Linked DNA regions of Homo sapiens: region 2 is linked to region 1. A link is a loop called in an ENCODE intact Hi-C map of the cell type or tissue named here. Cell type or tissue: PC-9. All regions are shown on one strand.

Evidence for each region. A loop is a pair of places that touch in the nucleus more often than their neighbours do. Peaks named below come from ENCODE experiments on the same cell type or tissue, not always from the same donor. Only the 100,000 strongest peaks of a DNase experiment are listed, where the experiment ranks them.
Region 2: it touches region 1 in a loop (15-fold over the local background); 3 of 110 quality-filtered maps call a loop at or near these places.

What each region holds. Positions count from the first base shown.
Region 1 is chr15:49,632,715-49,640,714 of GRCh38, forward strand. DTWD1 (DTW motif tRNA-uridine aminocarboxypropyltransferase 1) reads left to right here. Exons shown (of 5, transcript NM_001144955.2): 4 at 1,822-2,080. Among named protein-coding and RNA genes, the nearest start is that of DTWD1, 16 kb to the left of the region's middle. In PC-9, no CTCF peak of the experiment used is centred here; no DNase peak of the experiment used is centred here.
Region 2 is chr15:49,063,092-49,071,091 of GRCh38, forward strand. No RefSeq gene overlaps it. Among named protein-coding and RNA genes, the nearest start is that of SECISBP2L, 21 kb to the left of the region's middle. RefSeq lists an enhancer at 2,508-3,008. In PC-9, no CTCF peak of the experiment used is centred here; no DNase peak of the experiment used is centred here; H3K27me3 peaks cover 801 bases.

The DNA of each region.
Region 1 (8,000 bases):
CTCCTAAATTAAGAGCTTTAGTGCATAGCCTTTATAACATTTCTTTTGGCTGCTCAGAGGCCTTCCTTGCTCATTTTTAGATTCTTAATTGGTTTTCACCCAGTTGCAATTGTCACATTGGTGAGAAATTATGGGTCTTCTTGCTGAAAAGTAATTTTACAATGTGTCTCAAAAAATTAAGGCCTTGGGTACTGAAAGAAGCATGTAAAAGCCTTTTGGTCTCTTGGAGGCCATTTGTTGGTGTGGCTAGTATAGAAACAAAATTAAAAATTAGTGCATTCATTTGTTCCAGGAAGAACTTGGTAAATTTTTACTTTCCTATTTATATCTATATCTATATATATATATATATATATGTATTTTTTTGGTTGAGTTTATATAAAAAATTATGTTTGTAAATAATATTTGAGTTTTGGATCTAGGAAAATGTTTCTTTCTCTGGTCAGCTAGACTCCATTTATGTTGATTAAATAGAATGTAGTGCTATGTTCTGTAAGGAGATGTGATACGCTTATAATTTAAGAAAATTCAGAAGCCCTGGACTTTGCTAACTGGATATAGGGGGAAATATAGACATGTATTATGAATATTTAAAAACTTTTACAACTTTGAAATGTATAAAATTCAAGGTTTTTGCTTTTTAAGAGTCGTGCTCTGTTGCTCAGGTTGGAATGCATTGGCATGATCACAGCTTGCTGCAGCCTTAAATTTCTGGGCCCAAGCAATCCCCATACCTCAGGCTCCCGAGTAGCTGAGGCCATGGGTGTGCGCCACTACTTCCAGCTAATATTTTTATTCTTTGTAGAGACAGGTCTCACTATGTTGCCCAGACTGGTCTCGAACTCCTAGGGCTCAAGTGATCCTCTCACCTTGGCCTCCCAAAGTGCCGGGATTACAGGTATGAGCCACTGTGCCCGGCCAAGATTTTTTGTTTCATAATTTTATTTTATTGTGATTTTGTTTTTATCTTTTTATTTTAAAAATTTGTGTGCTCATTGAAGAAAATTTGGGAAATAGAGAAACATATGGGGATAAAATTCCCTTGATTCTCCAACATTTATTCATTTAACAAATATTTACTTGGTGCCTGCTTTGTGCCAGGAGCTGTTCAGACATTGGAAGCTCTAACAATATAAATCTCAGTAAAAATGTGCGGAAAGAAAAGTGGTATCATATTTATGTAATTTTTCCTGGAAGGTTAGATTTTTTCATTTTAATTTTTCACTGTAATAAATATACTTAGATATTGTAAGTGTCTGTGTTTAGGATTATTTTATTACATTCACATAATGAGATCGTTGAACCAAAGGGTATGAATATTTTAAGACTCTTGATTTAAATGGTCAAATTGCTTCCATGAAGAGTTATGCTATTTAATCCTGCTCTCAGACCACCATTTCCTCACCAGCATTCACTGTATCATTTGTTTTATCTTTGGCTTATGATATAGATGAAAATGGCATTTAATCATTGAACAGTTTTCAGTGGTTCTTTTACGAAGTATCATGTACTTTGCTTTTTATCTTATGAAAAATTATATAATTTAGTCTTTTTATTTCAAGTATGACTAACTTGGCATCTATCAGTCAGTGAATAACTTATTTTGAAATAATAGTTTTAATTATTATATTATGATTATAAATTACTAGGGGAGAGCCAAAAACTTTACCATACATATTAAAGAACCATATACAATAGAACCAACCTAATGCTTATTTCTCAGATATTCAACATATCTTTCTTAAAATTTTAAGTCAATCAAAATTTATATATTTTGAAGATCATAGTAGCACACTGCTAACCCAATTTTCTTTGTTTTAGGTTGCACTCATTTTTCCTGGACCTCAGTCTATCTCAATAAAAGATATTTCTTTTCATCTGCAAAAAAGGATTCAAAATAATGTTAGAGGCAAAAATGATGACCCTGACAAGCCATCTTTTAAACGCAAAAGAACTGAAGAACAAGAGTTCTGTGATTTGAATGACAGCAAGTGCAAAGGCACAACACTGAAAAAAATTATATTTATAGATAGCACCTGGAACCAAACAAACAAAATATTCACTGATGAGCGACTTCAAGGTAAAAAAAAAATGTTTTTTTGGACTGCTCCTCCCTCAGACTTATTTTGAAAAAACTTCAAACTTACAGATAATTTGAAAGAGGAGTTACACTGAATACCTATACATTTTGCCATATTTACTTTATTTCTCTCTTTTTATTATATATGTGAGTGTGTATTTATATATTATATATTTTTTGGTTGATCAATTGAAAGTAAGTTTCAGGCTTTGTAACACTTCACCCTTAAATATTAAGTGTACATTTTCCTTTTTTTTCTTGAGACAGTCCCACTCTGTTGCCCAGGCTGGAGTGCAATGGCACAATCTTGGCTCACTGCAACCTCCTCCTCCTGGGTTCAAGTGATCCTCCCACCTCAGCCTCCCAGGTAGCTGGGATTACAGGCGCCCACCACCACACCTGCCTAAATTTTGTATTATTAGTAGAGACGGGGATTCATCATGTTGGCCAGGCTGGTCTCAAACTCCTGACCTCAGGTGATCCTCCTGCCTTGGCCTCCCAAAGTGCTGGGATTATAGGCATGAGCTACCACGTCCAGCCTAAGTGTACATTTTCTAAGAATAAGAATATTCTCCTATATTAATAAAGAATGACATCTCTTTTATAAACACCCTAATGGTGAATACATTTACTAAGAAGTTAGATCTTCTATTTTGTTTTTTTTGTTTTTTGCCTTACAGGTTTTTTGTTGTTCTTGTTGTTGTTTGTTTGTTTGTTTTTGAGAGGGAGTCTTGCTCTGTTACCCAGGCTAGCAGTGGTGCAATCTCAGCTCACTGCAACCTCTGCCTCCTGGGGTCAGGCGATTCTCCTGCCTCAGCCTCGCTAGTAGCTGGGATTACAGGCACACCATCACCACGCCTGGCTAATTTTTTTGTATTTTCATAGAGACGGGTTTCACCATATTGGCCAGGCTGGTCTCTAACTCCTGACCTCAGGTGATCTGCCTGCCCTGGCCTCCCAAAGTGCTGGGATTACAGGTGTGAGCCACCACGCGCAGCCTTCCTTACAGTTTTTAAAAATAACTTTTTTGAGTAAGAATTAACATGTAGTAAACTACATGTTTCCAGAGTATTAAAGTTTTCTCATATGTGTACAGCTGTGAGACCATCACTACAAGTTAGGAAATGAACCTGTCCATCCCCTGCCAAAGTTTCTGCCTGACCTTTTATAATCTTTCTCATCCAGCTTTCCCCACAGCACACTTCCACACTCTCCAACCCCATCTCTAATCAATGATCTATATCTAATCATTATAGATTAGATGCATTTTCTGGGATATTATAGAAATTGAATCATATAGTATGTACTCTTTTCCTTTTTTTGGTTTGGCTTTCTCACACAAAATAAATAACTTGACACTCATTTTTGTTGTAGCATGTATCAATAGGTCATACATTTATTGCCAAGTAGTATTTCGTTGTATGGATATGCTACAATTAGTGTTATCTATTTATCTGTTGATGGACATTTACACTGGTTGTTTCCCATTTTCTACTATTTCAAATAAAGTTGCTATGACACTTGTGTAAAAAAAAAAAAAAAGGATGTTCTCCTGTATAATAAATACAGTACCATTATCACTCCTAAGAAAATTAATGAAAATTACATAATATCATCTAATATACTGTCCATATTCAAATTTCCCTAACTGACCCAAAAATACCTTTTGTAGCTTCCCCCCATATAGCATTTAAACTCGTCACGGTTTATTTCATTATTATGTATCTTTAGTCTCTTTTAATCTAGAGTAGTCCTGTTTTTATTTTTCATGACTTAGACTTTTGTGAAGAGGACAGGTCAATTGTCTGAATGTTTCATTGTGATTAGTTTCAGTCTAAATATGTTGCCTAGGATACTTACAGGTAAGGATAAATCCAGGGTTGTCTATGTCTAGTTTATATCTATCGTTTGGGTATAATTATTAATAACATGTAATTTTACTCTCAGAAATGAACCTTTTAGCTGATAAATTGTATGGCTAACCAATTCATAGGTGAATTCATACTTTATTGTTGCATCAAATTAGGAGGCACATAATGCAAATTGTCTATCATTTGTGATAACTTTCATTACTTGATTAAAGTGGTGATTACCCCATCTCTCCATTATAAAGGTTTATTTTTTCTCTTTGTAAGTAGTGGTAATCTATGGGGTGATGTTTTCAGACTGTGGACTGTTTCCCAAAAACTTTTCACCAGTGATTTTAGTATTCATTGATGATCCCTGCATAAATTGAATAATTACATTGAGAATTGAAAAATAGTGAAATTTTAATTACATGATTTCTTCCTACATTAGTTAGCCAGTATTCTTATGTAAAGAAGAGCTTTTCCTTTTTCTCCTGTTCTTTATTTCTTTCTCTTTCCACCCCTTTTTGAGATCATTATGATCTTATGGATTTTCTTTTTAATTCAATATGCTATAATAAATTATAGTGTAGCATCAATAAAGATGCTAATCTTTTTGATAATAATCTTTTTGATGCTCTAGTTCTCTCAAATTTTGCCAGTGGAAACCCTTCAAGTACTTCATGGCATGGCCTCATTTGTCTTTTTGGTGCAACAGGCAAGTTCACTTGTACTTTTTTTCTGTCTCAGACCTGGAATCAATTGTTTTTCTAAGAAGCTATAGTTTCTTTTAATAGGAAATGGTATTAGAAACTAAGATCTGGTAAATTCATTACTTTTGGGATGTCATTGCTTCAATGGATAGAGCCAGGAAAAATACATAGTTATGTATCATGAGTTCACACAGATAGTTCCAATTCATATTTAACATTATAAGGATTTTTATTTCTTTTAGAGTGAAAAACTTGGTTCCTAATAATAGTGATTTAAAACAGTTACTTTACTTGTCCATGTATGATTAGAAGGCAAGAAAGCTATTCAGTTGATATTAGGCAGTTGCTAAAACAGTTTGTTTCAAACTGGGAGAGCTTCTCTCAGGCTAGTGTTAAAAATGTGCATTATCTAGAAAAGAACATTTTGACACTTTTTGGAGTCTGATTGGTGTTCATTAATTCCAAGCTGAAGTGAGTGACAACACTAGATTTAACGAGCTTAATTTATATAGTTTATGCATCTGAGATCTTCATACACATTAGTAAAGTTGCTTTGAAAGTCTAATTGTGTGCGCTTTGTGTCTTATGTGTGTGGGAGAGAGTGAAGGGCAGGTACTACGGAGCATAAGATCTTTAAGAAATTTTGTTGCCGATGTTTGATAGAAAGACAAACGCCTAAGCCCTAAGGCTGTGCTCTTTGAAAGAGAGAAAGGGAACACTGCCTGCCACATTCCTGTGGATGTTTACAGCAGCAGGTTACTTGCCAGTTTGAAGATTTTTCTGAGCCATTTTTCTTTATAGTTACCTTATATGGTAATTGAAAAGATAAATGAAAAAACATAAGTAAAAACCCTTGACAAAACTATAAAAGGAATTATTGTGGTATTATTCAAAATCTCTTTTCAGAGTGTCCAAATTTGGCTTGCCTAAAATCAGATTTGTACAAAAGATTTTTGTTATTCCTTCCCAATTCACATGGAAAGTATCATATATTTCAGTTCTGTGCTAGATCAAAAATTTTTAAAGGGGCTTCTTAATCTCTTTAAAATCATAAAAGGAACAGATTTCTAAAGGCAAGTTTTCTGCATGACCTACTTCAACCCCTGTCCTTTGTGGCTCTTCATTGCACCACAGGAAACAATTAGGGCTCTATACATATCTATAACCTCTGTATATGTGAAATACTGATTTCTGAATAAACCGAGTTACTTCCATAAGAAACAATCCATGGTTTTTATAAATTGTTGGCTTTAGGCTTTAAAACTTCGTCATTTCGTGAGATTAATCTGAACAAACTGAGTCTATACCTCAATTAAACCCTCAGGTGTATTGGAAATTATGTTTCCATTATTTTACTATGAATGCTGAGGTTAAGAATCCCTTTAACAATGTAAAACCTTACTGTTTTGCCAAATTTTTACAGAAAAATAGCTCTGTGTGTTCTACCAGTGTCAAAATAAAACACTTGAAGGTAGAGTGCCTAATTTAATTATAAAAGGTAAACCTAAACCTACAGGTGAAGAATGATATAACATTCTTAAAGATTTATCATAGGAAGCCTTGGCAGAATGTAGGGGGAGACATTGTTTCTTTTTGTTGGATGTGAGTCCAAATTATATTTAAATGGCATTATACTGTAATTGGTTATAAAAATTAGCCAGCTCTTTCCCTTCAGTTTGACTGTATTGATACAACTTTTAAAGTGATAACTTTATTCATATTATAAGCTTTGCCTAAACTACACTCCCTGTCAGTGAGTGCTGTGTCCTATACTACCTTATTCAATCCTCACATCAAATATATGAGGTAAAGGATGTCACCCTCACTTTGCAATTGAAGAAACTGAGGCAGCACTTTTGGAAGGAAAAGCCATTTGTAATTATCTACTTTAAGTTTCTACTGCTAAAATATTTTACTAGTTTTGAGCCAGGTGTAGTGGCTCATTCCTGTAATCCCAGCACTTTGGGAGATGAAGGTGGGAGTATCACTTGAACACAGGAGTTCTAGACTAGCCTAGGCAACATAGCAAGGCCTACATCTCAACAAAAAATAAAGTAATTAGCAAGGCGTGGTAGTGTGCACCTGTAGTCTTAGGTACTTGGGAGACTGAGGCAGGAGGATTGCTTGAGCCCAGGAGTTCAAGGATGCGGTGAGCTATGCTCATGCCACTGAACTCCAGCCTGGACAACAGAGCAAAATCCCACCTCAAGAAAAAATGTTTACGATTTTTACTATAATTTTATTATAAAGTTACTGATTGTTAGAAATACTAGGGTATAAAAAATATTTTGCATTCAAGAAACTGAAATATTTAATGTTGTCTAGAATGCATACATATATGAGAATGGTAAAAGAGACTGGAGAAATTCAAATTATGAATGTCATATTTTATTCAGCATGCTTGGGCATTTGTTCTTTTATCCATAGTGCTGTGGCATCATTAAAAAATTTTTAAGCTTGTCATTGACATGATTAGATTGTATTTTAAGTCTAATGGAAAGAATTGGGCTGGGACATGACTTCAAGCTCCAATTCCTTCACTAAATAAGCAAAGAGGTTTTGTTTGTTTGTTTTTAACTGTTTTATATTTTTAAATAAATTGTGATACATATGAAATAATATATACACACACACACGTATATGTAACATTAAGTTATAAAGCATAGTGATATAATGAACAATTAAGAACTCAAGCACCAGTATTTCTAACTTCCATTTACCTATGTTTTCCCTTGTGCCATTCCCCTTCTTCCCCTGACAGTTATTTTCCTGAATTATGCTTTTTTAGATTATAGTGTTATATATATGTTTTCATAAACTATATATGATTTAGTTTTGCTTTATTTTGAGCTGTGTGTTGTTTTCTTGGGACTTGCTTTCTAAAGTCACATTTTGTTTCTAGGGTTTATATATATTGTCATATCACTGTAGCTATAGTTTATTCTATTTCACTGCTGAATAATATCTGTGATATACTACAGTTTATCTGGTTTCCTGCTAATGAAACACTTTGGTTATTTCTAGTTTTTCCTATTGCAAATAATGCTACTACACACATTCTTGTGCAAGTACAAGCTCCTCTAGGAAACATCCCTAGGAGTCACATTGCTGAGTTGTTGAGTATGAGAATATTCACCTTTACAGGATAATGCCAAATTGTTTTTCAAAGTGGACATACAAAGGAATATTTCCATCATTAATGTATAAGCGCTCCATTGATCCATAATCTCTCCTACCTTGGTATTATCAAATGTCTGATTTTTGCCAACCTAGTATTTTAAAATGGTGTCTCATTGTCATCTTCATTTACTTTTCTCTAATTACTAATAGGATTGATAATTACATTGTTTATTTGGCCAT
Region 2 (8,000 bases), 570 kb before region 1:
CCACCAGCATGCTCCCCTCCACGTCCTCTCGCAGTCCAGCTGCTTGTGTCTTCTTCAAACAACGTGTTCCTCTCGACGTCCAGCGGCTTGTGTGCCTGCCTGCTATGGTCTTGTCCTGGGCCTCATCTTTCACATTCCTCTTGACTATTTTAGGGCTCTTCCTAAGCTTCCCACCTCATTTTTACAGGCCCCAGAGCAGGGGAGAGTGACTTCTTCCTACTCCATTTCTAGAGAATGGGCAGACACTCCATCACACAATAAGCCTGAGAACCTCCAGGTCACACAGATTATAGGCACAGGACGGGGGCATGGTGGGCCAGCGTGGTCTTGGGAAATGCAACATTTGGGCACGAAGGCAGGCGTGCCTGTCCTCACCAAGGTTTGTGACCACCGGCAGGTAGGCAGAGCCCTAGCCGGGGACCTGCCCTTCCCTTCCCAGCACTTCCCCACCCCCCTTCCATATCAAAGTGATCCGTCTGGGACAGAAAAGGGAACTAAGCCTCCAGGGGAAAGGTCCTTGTGGCAAGTTCGCAACCCGATTACAGTATGAGGAAATGATTTGGATGTCCCAATCAGCTGGGATTAGAGAAGAGCAGCCGCTGCTTCAGCAAAGCTGCTTCACAGGTACAGATGTCCCTATGTCTGTTCATATATTTTCCCAGGGCCCAAGAAAATCTAGTGTCTCCTTTGCAGGCAATAAATGTGTCCATTGCAAATGATGGTAAGACAGGGTGTTTGTCAGGAGGAAAGCACAGGGACAAGGAATATGCAGAGGAAATAAAGAAAGGAGAGGAGAAATAAGAGCGACAAGGGAGAGGAAACAAAAGAGAGACCACACAGGGCAGAGCCCTGTGTGTGAAGCTTTTCGTTTCTCAACATACCCGTTACCAGCCAAAGCCTGACTGCAGCGCCAGCACCAGGGAGGTGTTCAGATAGAATCACTCACATGCTGACCCTTCTCTGCTGCTCTGTCCCGGCCCATCAAGTTTCTCCTTCTTTCTCTCCTGCTCTTCCTTCCCCATTTTGCCACTCTCTTTCCCTTTTCCATCTCCCAATCATTTACTTTTTTCTTCTCTATTTTCTCACTCTGTAAATGCTCAACTCAGAAACAGGCAGTACTGAAAGAGCTGTTAGCCCTGGCTGTGGTGTGTGGCTCATTACTATGTTGTTGTACTAGGAAATGGACTGAGTGAAATAAAGCAAGTCCGAAGAATTCAGCCCCCTTATTCTCATTGAGGTCAGGTCCTAGGTCAGAATTTGAAAACATCCTAACACTTTCAATTGTATAACTCAGTCCTGAAGTCCTTGCCTACTCCACCCAGTTCTCTGTGACAGCCTTTGATCTTTATCACATGTAACATTTTGCAGTCCCACCGCTGCAGGGGAAAGATGTTTGCATGCAATGGGAACCTGTGATTCAGTGCTGTTACACTGATTTCTTCTGAGATCTTTGCTGGTGTTTGGGCACTTTCATGTTCTTGAAATTGTATATATTGATGTGATTAGTTTGGACTCAGTTTCAACATCATTAAGAAAATCTCTTTACTGCCGGAGGAAAGTATGTTTTGAGGGAGTATATTCAGAGGGAAAAGATGCAATGCCTTTATATATAAAGTTGCACAACATTAGGTGGTGAAAATTCACTTTCTAGCACTATTAGGAAGTCATTCATTCATTGGACACATACTTAAATATATCAGAAGTTATATATGCTATGAATAAAAATAAAACATGGTAAAGGGATAGAAAATGGAGGGGAGGCTAGTTTAGATAAGGTGGACAGGGATGGCCTTCCTGAAAAAGTAACATTTAAATAGAGCCCTGAAAACAGTAAGGTAGTGAGCCATGAAAACATCTGCGGAAGAGTGATGTTCCAGGTGGAAAGAACAGCAGATGTTATGGCCCTGAGATGGAAATGAGCTTGATGAGTTTGAAGAATAGCAAGAGGGCCAGTCAAGTTAAAATAGACTCAGGAAAAAAGCAGTACTTGTGACGTCACAAAGGTATGCAGAGCCTGATAAGCTATATTTCACAGTTGTGAATGTCTTGTAAATGTGATGAGAAATCGCTGGAGGATTTCAGCAGGAGAATGGCATGATCTGTTTTATGTTTTATAAAGATTACTCTGGCCTCTGATTAAATAATAGACATAAGAGTGCAGGGAGAGAAGCAGGAAAGCAGGGAGAGAAGCAGGAAGGCTGTTAGAGTAGCCAAAGTAAGAGAGGATAGGAACTGTCAGGGTTGGGATATATTTTATAAATAGAAACAAGAGGCTCACTCTGACTTTGTTTCCTTTAATTGGGTCAAGTCTTGTGGCATCTCCTCCACCAAGGTTGCTGTTCACCAGCAAGACCCCATCATTGCACTCATTCACTTGAAAACTAGACAGGTATATTTCTGCATTAGAAAAATATGATGATGCTTTGGGTGTGAGGGAAAGAGAAGATTCAAAGTCACCCCCAGGTTTTTAGCCTGAGCAATAGGTGAACGATGGAGCCATTTACTGAGATTGGAAAAGTTTGGGAGGAAGGTAGTAAATCCAGTGCTCAGTGTTGAACATATTGAGTTTGAGATGGCCTAAACATCCAAGTGGAGAGGCCAAGTAGGCAGTTGTAAAGCAATTCTGAAGCTCGTTGAGAGGTGCTATTTACTAACTGAAACACAAAATAAATTCAGCCCCTGGCGAGGGCACTGCACTCTACCTGGCAGAGCCCTGTTCTCTGTTTCAATTCTACAGGTCAGGGACGGTTAGATGAGATGCCGAGGGATCACCTGGTTTATGGAGTTCACAATCGTATCCTCTGATACTGCCTCTTGAGCAATTAAAATCTGACATTTAGGAAGGGCTCCTTGACAGGCATGGTGGCTTACATTTGTAATCCTAGCAGTTTTGGAGGCTGAGGCGGGTGGATGGCTTGAGACCAAGAGTTTGGAGACCAGCCAGGGTAATGTGGTGAAACCTCATCTCTACAAAAAATACCAAAAAAATTAGCCAGGCATGGTGATGAGCACCTGTAGTCCCAGCTACTTGGGAGGCTGAGGTGGGAGGATCATATGAGCCAAGGAGGTTGAGGCTGCCGTGAGCTGTGTTCATGCCACTGCACTCCAGACTGTGTAGCAGAGTAGGACCCTGTCTCAACAACAACAACAACAAGAAGGGCCTGAACTAGTGAGGCTATGTGCTTCTTAAATATTGTCCCTAACCTAGGCAGAAACTCTGGACAACAGAGGCAGCTGAACACAAGGAACGCATGTTCCATAATATCTGCAGATCAGTTTCAGGCATCTTAACCTTTTTCAGAGGATGTGGCGAGTCACAGAGTTAAAGATAGGGAGTGTTGATTTTGAATGAGGAAAGGCCTACCTTAAAAGAGCATGCTATTCAAATGCTGATGGATGGAAGCCTGGAACTTATGCGGTAGGGTCACATCACCTGACATGATGATCTGGATTCTTGACAGGGCACTGAGATCCAAGAGTTGCATCATACTCAGAAAAATTGAGGATATATGCCTTAGGATACTTTAGAACATATAACTGGATAAGTGAATAAATGAAGCATAGCATGACATTTCAATAATCAATACAGGCTTTGCTCACAATATTTTTTCATGAGATGTTTTGCCAGAATTACCAAATTAGCCAAAACTCCTTTAACATTATAATGCTCACATAGCTGATCTTGCAAGGACTCCTTTGTGAAGAGAGTACCACCTATCCTTTCTAGAGATAACACCTTTTGAGAAGGAACATAGAGACCTGGGTACACAGCATCTGTACCAAGAGAAAGTCTGATTGAAGAAGGTGTCAGTAGATTTCTCATGGTATTTCTCCAGACATTGAAAGCTTATAAGGCTCACTCTGACTCTGACTTTGCCTCCTTTAACCGGGTCAAGTCTGTTTGGCATCTCCTCCACCAAGGTTGCTGTTTACCAGCAAGACCCTGTCATTGCGCTCATTCACTTGAAAACTAGACAGGTATATCTCTGCAATTAGAAAAATATGTAAACGTCTTGCTTATCTTATCAAACAAGGTCTCTTTAAATCAGTTGCATGTACTACCATGAACTGTGTCATTTGTGTCCTTGGCATTATTAACAAGAAGCATAGGCTTTCGATCAGTGAGATTAGAGTTTTGAATTCAGCCTGCCACTTATTGCTCTGGTGGGTAAACTTGGGTTACTGTAAAATTAGAATGATAACAGTACCAACCTCATAATGTTGTTATGAGAATTAATTGAGTTAATACCTTCAGAAAGATTAGTAGAGTATCCAGAATATAGTAAACACAATAAATGTTAGCTATTATTATGACAATGATGAACATTATTCATTTAAAGCCCATTGGAAAAGAGACTGTTGGAACTATAGACCCAATACAAATAAGATACTTAAGCAGACCCTTCATCAAGTTTCTGCAGTCAGTTAACACTATACTATTTGTAATTTTAGAGAATGAAGTTTAGTATAAATCTTGGCCCAGTTCAAGGTTGTCAGTGACTTTTTTTTACTGAGGTGAAATTCACATAACATAATATTAACTTTTTTTTCGAGACAGGGTCTTGCTCTGTCACCCAGGCTGGAGTGCGGTGGCGCAATCATGGTTCACTGCAGCCTCAACCTCCCAGGCTCAAGTGATCCTCCTGCCTCAGCCTCCCAAATAGCTGGGACTACAGGTATTCATCACTGTGCATGCTAATAGAATTAACCATTTTGAAGTGTACAATTCAGTAGCATTTAGCACATTCACAATGTTTTGCAACCATCATCACTATCCAGTTCCTGACCAATTTCATCACCCCTGAGGAAGACCCCCTATCCTTTCAGCAGTCACTCTCCATTCCTGTCTCTCCCAAGCCCCTGGCAACCACCAAACTGCTTTCTGTCTCCATGGATTTACCTATTCTGGATATTTCATGTAAATGGAGTAATACCATATGCAATGTTTCGTTTCTGGCTTCTTTCATGTAGAATGATTTATTATCAAAGATGAAGCTGCAGACTCCCAAAAGAATCTCCATCCCTTCATCTCTGATAGGCTTGGAATTTTCCAGTGCTTCTAATGGAGACTCTGATCTCCAGGATCTCAGATTCTGTCCTCTGTTAATAAAGTACTTGAATCAACAGTGGATGGATTCTTGGGAAAGCTTCAGGCAGTTCTAAATTATTTGAATATATCAAGTATCTGAGACAAATGATGACCTTTAGATCTATAGATCTTGGCAATCATGCAGTTCAACCCTCTCATTTTATAGAGAAGGACTTTGAGGCATAATATTGTTTTCTTTGGCTACTGTAAGACACATACAACCATTGATGCACTTATTTTTAAAAGTTCCTCTTATGAGGTTGTATAATGTTCTAGTGCCTAATGAAAGACACAGTCCCCAACTTCAAGCTGCCTATAGTCCACTGGAGGAAAAAGACAAATGATCAGATATTAAAATGCAATATGGGGAGGTCACTTCCAAGATGGCTGAATAGGAACAGCTCCGATCTACAGCTCCCAGTGAAATCAATGCAGAAGATGGGTGATTTCTGCATTTCCAACTGAGGTACCTGGTTCATCTCATTGGAACTGGCTGGACGGTGGGTGCAGCCCACGGAGGGTGAGCCAAAGCAGGGCGGGACATCACCTCACCCAGGAAGTGCAAGGGGTCGGGGGATTTCCCTTTCCTAGCCAAGGGAAGCCATAAGTGACTGTACCTGGAGAGGCAGTACACTCCTTCCCAAATACTGCACTTTTCCCATGGTCTTCACAACCACCAGACCAGGAGATCCCCTCCTGTGCCTGGCATGGCAGGTCCCATGCCCATGGAGCCTTACTCACTGCTAGCGCAGCAGTCTGAGATCAACCTGGGATATGGGAACTTGGTGGTGGGAGGGGTGTCTACCATTGTTGAGGCTTGAGTAGGTGGCTCTATGCTCACAGTGTAAACAAAGTGGCAGGGAAGCTCAAACTGGGCAGAGCTCACTGCAGATCAGCAAGGCCTACTGCCTCTCTAGATTCCATCTCTGGGAGCAGGGCATATCTGAACAAAAGGCAGCAGACAGCTTCTCCACTTAAACATCCCTGCCTGACAGCTCTGAGGAGAGCAGTCTCCCAGCATGATGTTTGAGCTCCGATAATGGACAGATTGCCTCCTCAAGTGGGTCCCTTACCCCCATGTAGCCTGACAGGGAGACACCTCCCAGTAGGGGTGAACAGACACCTCATACAGGCAGGTGCCCCTCTGGGACAAAGCTTCCAGAGGAAGGGTCAGGCAGCAATATTTGCTGTTCTGCAGCCTCTGCTGGTGATACCCAGGCAAACAGGGTCTGGAGTGGACCTCCAGCAAACTCCAGCAGACCTGCAGCTGTGAGGCCTGTCTGTTAGAAGGAAAACTAACAAACAGAAAGGAATAGCATCAACATCAACAATAAGCACATCCACACCAAAACCCCATTTGTAGGTCACCACCATCAAAGACCAAAGGTAGATAAAATGACAAAGATGGGGAGAAACCAGAGCAGAAAGGCTGAAAATTCCAAAAACCAGAATGTCTCTTCTCCTTCAAAAGAACACAATTCTTTGCCAGCAAGGGAACAAAACTGGATGGAAAATGAGTTTGATAAGTTGACAGAAGTAGGCTTCAGAAGGTCGGAAATAACAAACCTCTGAGCTAAAGGAGCATGTTCTAACCTACTGCAAGGAAGCTAAAAACATTGAAAAAAGGTTAGAGGAATGGCTACCTAGAATAACCAGTGTAGAGAAGAGCTTAAATGACCTGATGGAGCTGAAAGCCACAGTACAAGAACTTTGTGAAGCACATATAAGCTTCAATAGCCGATTCAATCAAGTGGAAGAAAGGATATCAGGGATTGAAGATCAAATTAATGAAATAAAGTGAGAAGACAAGATTAGAGAAAAAAGAGTGAGAACAAACAATCAAAACCACCAAGAAATATGGGACTATGTGAAAACACTTAATCTACATTTGACTGGTGTACCTGAAAGTGATGGGGAGAGTGGAACCAAGTTGGAACACACTCCTCAGGCTATTGTCCAGAACTTCCCCAATGTAGCATGACAGGCTGACATTCAAATTCAGAAAATATAGAGAACACCACAAAGATACTCCTTGAGAAGAGCAACCCCAACACACATAATCTTCAGAGTCACCAAGGTTGAAATGAAGGAAAAAATGTTAAAGGCACCTAGAGAGAAAGGTCGGGTTACCCACAAAGGGAAGCCCATCAAACTAACAGTGGATCTCTCTGCAGACTAACAGTGGATCTCTCTACAAGCAAGAAGAGAGTGGGGGCCAATATTCAACATCCTTAAAGAAAAGAATTTTCAACCCAGAATTTCATATCCAGCCAAACTAAGCTTCATAAGCGAAGGAGAAATAAAATCCTTTACAGACAAGCAAATGCTGAGAGATTTTGTCTCCACCAGGCCTGCCTTATAAGAGCTCCTGAAGGAAGCACTAAACATGGATAGGAAGAACTGGTACCAGCCACTGTAAAAACATGCCAAATTGTAAAGACCATCGACGCTATGAAGAAACTGCATTAATCAATGGGTGAAATAACCAGCTAGCATCATAATGACAGGATCAAATTCACACATAACAATATTAACCCAAAATGTAAACGGGCTAAATGCCCCAATTAAAAGACACAGACTGTCAAAATGGATAAAGAGTCAAGACCCGTCAGTGTCCTGTATTCAGGAGACCCATCTCATGTGCAAAGACACACATAGGCTCAAACTAAAGGGATGGAGGAAGATCTACCAAGGAAATGGAAAACAAAAAAAAGCAGGGGTTGCAATCCTGGTCTCTGATAAAACAGACTTTAAACCAAGAAAGATCAAAAGAGACAAAGAAGGCCATTTCATAATGGTAAAGGAATCAATGCAACAAGAGCTAACTATCCTAAATATATATGCACCCAATAAGGAGCACCCTGATTCATAAAGCAAGTTCTTAGAGATCTACAAAAAGACTTAGACTCCC